2 separate regions of the Homo sapiens genome follow, and region 2 is linked to region 1. Evidence: read pairs that join two places in POLR2A ChIA-PET (ENCODE). Cell type or tissue: PC-9. All regions are shown on one strand. Each heading gives the region's core, and the rest is flanking DNA. Links, peaks and the distances in the headings are about the cores only.

What was found. Peaks named below come from ENCODE experiments on the same cell type or tissue, not always from the same donor. Only the 100,000 strongest peaks of a DNase experiment are listed, where the experiment ranks them.
Region 2: POLR2A ChIA-PET joins it to region 1 with 5 read pairs; 2 of 35 experiments call an interaction of 5 or more read pairs at or near these places.

What each region holds. Positions count from the first base shown.
Region 1 is chr17:48,137,719-48,140,530 of GRCh38, forward strand. The region is part of intron 11 of SKAP1 (src kinase associated phosphoprotein 1); the gene reads right to left. Among named protein-coding and RNA genes, the nearest start is that of MIR1203, 17 kb to the right of the region's middle. In PC-9, for the core only: no CTCF peak of the experiment used is centred there; no DNase peak of the experiment used is centred there.
Region 2 is chr17:48,504,190-48,506,950 of GRCh38, forward strand. No RefSeq gene overlaps it. Among named protein-coding and RNA genes, the nearest start is that of HOXB1, 25 kb to the right of the region's middle. In PC-9, for the core only: CTCF peaks have their summits at 2,221 (motif pointing left) and 2,421; DNase peaks (open chromatin) are centred at 972 and 1,792; H3K27ac peaks cover 653 bases.

The sequences.
Region 1 (2,812 bases), core at 189-2,688:
TCTTCTATGTGCAAAGTGCTGTTTGAGTTCCCATGAGGTATGTAATGATGAATCAGAAGATTGCTTGCTCCTTGGGAGCTTACAGCAGAGTAATGGGCTTTGGAGTCAGACAGACTGAGATCTAATCCTCGCTTGGTCATTTAGTAGTCACATGACCTTAGGTTCTCCTAGCTTTAGCTTCTTTGTGAGAGTAGGGATAATATCTCCCTTCTATCTTGTGGGGATGTAAATTGTATCACTGAAGTAAAAACAACTGAAAGTGTTTGATACATAGTAGATGCTCTAAACATTAGATTCTTTCCCTAGAACAGGTGAGAGGTGACAGGTACATTAATAATGACAGGCTAGTCACAGAGAGGAACAAACAAGAAAGAGGATGAGAGGGTTTTAAAGAGAGTTTAAGGGGTAGTCACAGAGTGAGGATGCAGCTCCTTGAATACAGAAAAGCTTCTCAAAAGCACAGCAGATGTTGAAGAGTATGGGGCTATTTCTTTTTTTTTTTTTGAGACGGAGTCTCGCACTGTCGCCCAGGCTGGAGTGCAGTGGCAAGATCTCAGCTCACTGCAACCTCCGGCTCCCACGTTCAAGCAATTCTCCTGTCTCAACCTCCTGAGTAGCTGGGATTACAGGTGCGTGCCATCACACCCGGCTATTTTTTTTTTTTTTTTTTAGACAGAGTCTGGCTCTGTCTCCCAGGCTGGAGTGCAGTGGCGCAATCTCGGCTCACTGCAACCTCCACCTCCCAGGTTCAAGCGATTCTCCTGCCTCAGCCTCCCGATTAGCTGGGATTACAGGCGCGCACCACCACGCCCGGCTAATTTTTCTATTTTTAGTAGAGATGGGGTTTCACCATGTTGGCCTTGATGGTCTTGAACTTCTGACCCCAGATGATCCACCCGCCTCAGCCTCCCAAAGTGCTGGGATTACAAGCGTGAGCCACTGCGCCTGGCCACAACTGGCTAATTTTTTATATTGTTGGTAGAGATGGGGTTTCATCATGTTGGCCAGGCTGGTCTCAAACTCCTGACCTCAAGTGATCCACCAGCCTCGGCCTTGCTAAGTGCTGGGATTACAGGCGTGAGCCACTGTGCCCACTCTGAGTATGGGGCTATTTCTGATAGCACCAGAAAATGTTTTCTTTCTTTTGAAAGAAGTAAAATTAGAATGAAAAAAAAATTTTTTTTTTTTGAGACAGAGTCTCACTCTGTTGCCCAGGCTGGAATGCAGTGGCACAATCTTGGGTCACTGCAACCTCCACCACCTGGGTTCAAATGATTTTCCTGCCTCAGCCTCCTGAGTAGCTGGGACTACAGGCTTGCGCCCAGCTAATTTTTGTATTTTTAGTAAAGACGGTGTTTCACCCTGTTGGCCAGGGTGGTCTCGAATTCCCGACTTCGTGATCTGCTCACCTCGGCCTCTCAGAGTGCTGGGATTACAGGTGTGAGCCACTGTGCCTGGCCAAAATAAATTTTTTTTTTTTTGAGATGGAGTCTCGCTCTTTTGCCCGGTCTGGAGTGCAGTGGTGAGATCTCAGCTCACTGCAACTTCTGCCTCCTGGGTTCAAGCGATTCTTCTGCTTCAGCCTCCTGAGTAGCTGGGACTACAGGTGTGCACCACCACGCCCAGCTAATTTTTTGTATTTTTAGTAGAGACGGGGTTTCACCATGTTGGCCAGGCTGGTCTTGAGCTCCTGACCTCGTCATCCACCCGCCGCAGCCTCCCAAAGTACTGGGATTACAGGTATGAGCCACCGTGCCTGGCCCCGAATGAAATTTTAAGTATGGGAAATATCACATATTCCAGTTCAATTGGATTTGGGGTACCAAAGAGCTAACTGCTTCTTTGTACACTTGGTTGCTGAGTACTATTAGGAAAAACAAAACAAAAGAAGTAAAACCAGATTGGTGATATGTAAAATTCAGAGTCCCTAGCATTATCTGGTGATCTTTTTATCTCTGGATGCATATAATTATCATAGAATTATGATATCTAATATCTCCCCTCCTCAAACTCATGTTGCTTCTGACAACCTCTTCTCCACCTTCAAAGGGAAAAGAGAAGCCATCAGATTTGTCAGCCACCAGCCACCAAAGCAGGAACTTACCTGTATTGACAACCATCTTTCTTTCCCATTAAAGTCGGGGAAGCACCCCTCCCCTGGTTTAAGACTACCCCTCACAACACGCACTTGCAACCCTCCTCCTTCCTTTCCGAGAGATGAGGTTCTGTGGAGACTGACCATTGCCTGTAAAGTAAATGGCTCCTTCCACCAGCACTGAAAGGTGTTCAAGTTTCTCTCATTTTTTAAAACAACCATTAAATAGCTGCCACTGATGTCTACTTCCCATTTCTTCTAGTCTATGCCACACTTGTTGGGAAAGTTTACTCACTCACTGCTCCAACTTCCTTCCTGTTCACTGTTGAAGCCGCTCTCATCAGGCTTGGTTGCCGTCCTCTACTTAGGCTCTCTCTCCATGGTCTCCTGTAACCTCTGCATTGCTCAAATTCCCTGAGCACTTCTCAGTCCTTAACTTACTTGATCTCTCAGCAGTGCTGGCACTATTGGTCCTCCTTGAGGCCTTTTATTCTCTTAGTTTCTATGATAATTATACTCTCCTGGTTTCTCTCCTTCTACTTCTACTTCTTCTCATTCTCCTTTGCAGGCTCATCTTGCTCAATTCTGCTTTTTAATGTGGTTGTTTTCCAGGGTTCTGTCCTGGCCTTCTCTTCTGTCTTGATGCGCTTTACTAGAGCAATCCCATATATCTCTGTAGAGTATCCACCATGTCTGTGTTTATCACTCATGACCACA
Region 2 (2,761 bases), core at 262-2,761, 370 kb after region 1:
AAGGGAGAGACCTAGCCAGTGCTGGGCTTGGCTGCAATCATGCAGGACTTAAGGTGGGGGCATCCTAGCTCCCACCTCAAATTTTTGGTGTCCTTTCACCTTGGCCAGGTTAGGGCCAATTAAGGGCAAAGAGGTTGCCCACCAAAAGTTAGTGCTCTATAAATCCATGAAGAGAAATGGAACCTAAATCCCTTTCAAAGGTAGTTCTCTTCTCCCCACCCCACTCCACCTGCCTCCCCTACTCCTTTGACAGAGGTTTCGCTTGCAGGAGCTGAAAAAATTACCATGACCCCTGTGCTCAGGTGGTAGATGGATGCCAGGTTCCTCAACCTGAGATTACAAAACAAAGTTAAGTGCTTGAATCCCCTCAGGGAGCTGGGGACAGACAAGCCTGGCTGAATGAAAGAGCTATTCTGTTTACAATTCTTATTTTTCCAGCAGGGGGGATGAAAATGTCTCCAATTCCGTGTTTCAAGTTTCTTGTAAGATAGGCAAATGAAAGCACATTTCAAACAGTATTGCCTCCAAGAGAAAGATGTTCCCCTCTGGTTGTAAGGAAGTGAAGCAGTGGAAATAGTTAAAGATGAGACTTTGGGTTGGGCACGGTGGCTCACACCTGTAATCCCAGCACTTTGGGAGGCCAAGAGGGGGTGGATCACTTGAGGCCAGCAGTTCGAGACAAACCTGGCCAATATGGCAAAACCCCGTCTCTACCCAAAATACAAAAATTATCCAGGCATGGTGACACATGCCTATAATCCCAGCTACTTGGGAGGCTGAGACATGAGAATCACGTGAACCCAGGAGGCAGAGGTTGCAGTGAGCCAAGATCACACCACTACACTCCAGTCTGGGTGACAGAGCAAGACTCTGTCTCACAAAAAAAAAAAAGGGGCGGAGGATGCTTTGGGACTGGACACACCTGAGTTCAAGTCTCAGCTCTGATATTTACTAAGGGTGTGATCTTGGGCATGTTATGTGACCCCTCTGAGCTTCAGTTTCCTTATCTGTAGAACAAGGATACTAGTACCTAAGTCACAGGCTGGTTGTGAGGGTTAAACACTAAGACATGTGAAGAAAGCACTTATCAGAGCACCTGATACACTAAACTCTCAGTTAATGGCCATCATTGTCAGTAATGAGACTCAACCATTAAAATAAAACTTGGAGACAGGATTTATGGAAGAAAGTTTCAAAGGGGCAGATTTCAGCACAGAAAACAGATTTATTCTTTTTTGAAAAAAGTTTATTACAGAAAAATTCAAACATATACATAAATAAAAGAATATAATGAACTTCCATATACCCAACAACACCCAGCTTCAACAATTATCAATCAAGGCCACTTTTATATCATGCAAACTGCTCTAGATGGATCTAGTCCATTTTAATCTAGTTATTTTGGTCACAAGGGTAGGTATTTTCTTATAGGAGAGGGAATTCGGGATTTAGAGTCTGAAAATGTGTTTCACCTTTGATTAAATGTATGACCTTGGGCAGGTCACTTAATTCTTTTGATCCTCAGTAAAATGAAGATCTTTCATCTGTAAAATAAAATTGATAACACTGGCTACACATACAAAAAGTGTACAGGCAGTGAGATGTCTGTGAAAGAGGCTCAAAAAGGAAGCACTATGTAAACACCTGCCACTGTGTACAGCACCAGGTGTGGCTCAACAAACATTTATTGAGGTTATTGTTAAGTATTAGGTCATGCCAAAAAAAAAAGAGAAAACCCAACTCTTCAATTTTAGGTTGCACCATTGAGCTTCTCTTGTCACATTGCAAATGTGGTCACTAAGGCAACTGGGCCAGACAGAATGGATGACTCATCCTGCTCCAACCTAGTATGCACATCCTGTTGGTCCAGGAGAGTCACTTCTCATACCACATGTCCTTGTTCAATGTCAAGGCCTGGAAAATGTCAAATCATGTCAAAAGTCTCCAGTCCTATATCTCCGTGAAGGTTCAGAGTGAGAACTGCAGAGCCAGTGGGCAAGACCTGAAAATTATATTTTGAAAAAGCAGCTGTTGTGAACACAAGCCAAATCACCCTTTCAAAAAGAATTTGGAGGTAAGTCTCAGATACAGAATTTAAAGCTGCAAGAGGAGACTATAGGTGAATGCCTGACCCAAAGGTTGGTCCGAAAACTATTTTGACTACAGCCAGAGAGATGCTATTTCTTCCTTATTTTTCTTCCCTTACAGAGAAGAGAATTTTAGAATTTCATCTTTGCCCTAACCTCTGCCTCCTGGTGGCCCATGAAAACAATATTGTCCTGCTCAGCAGGGCAAAGCCTCCTATTTCCAGCTGTCCTTTACCCATCCCGTAGCTCCACACTGAGGTCCCCGCTGTAGATGGATTTCTCAGCCAGTGATTTTCTCACTACTGAGCCCCAGCTGTTTTGCATCCGTGGAGCACATGAGGGCGAGAGCAGAAATGAAAGGACCAAGGCAGTGTCAGTGCACTAGGGTCCAGGTCACTGGTGATTCCAGTTTTTAATGAACATGGAGTCCAGGGACCTGAAAGGAAGGTCAGAGTTCACAGAAGAGTAAGCACAATATGCGTCTGGATTATTAAATCCTCACTGTGCAGACATCACTGTTCCTCAATACCCATTCCTCTCAGGGGTTCAGTGTTGCCCTGAGCAGTCAGGGCTCCTGATCTCCTGGAAGCCTTTGACTTCATGCTGTCAAAGGAGTATGAAGGACATTTGACAACTGGGTTATGTCCTAAGAATTTGATTCCCACTCTGACTCT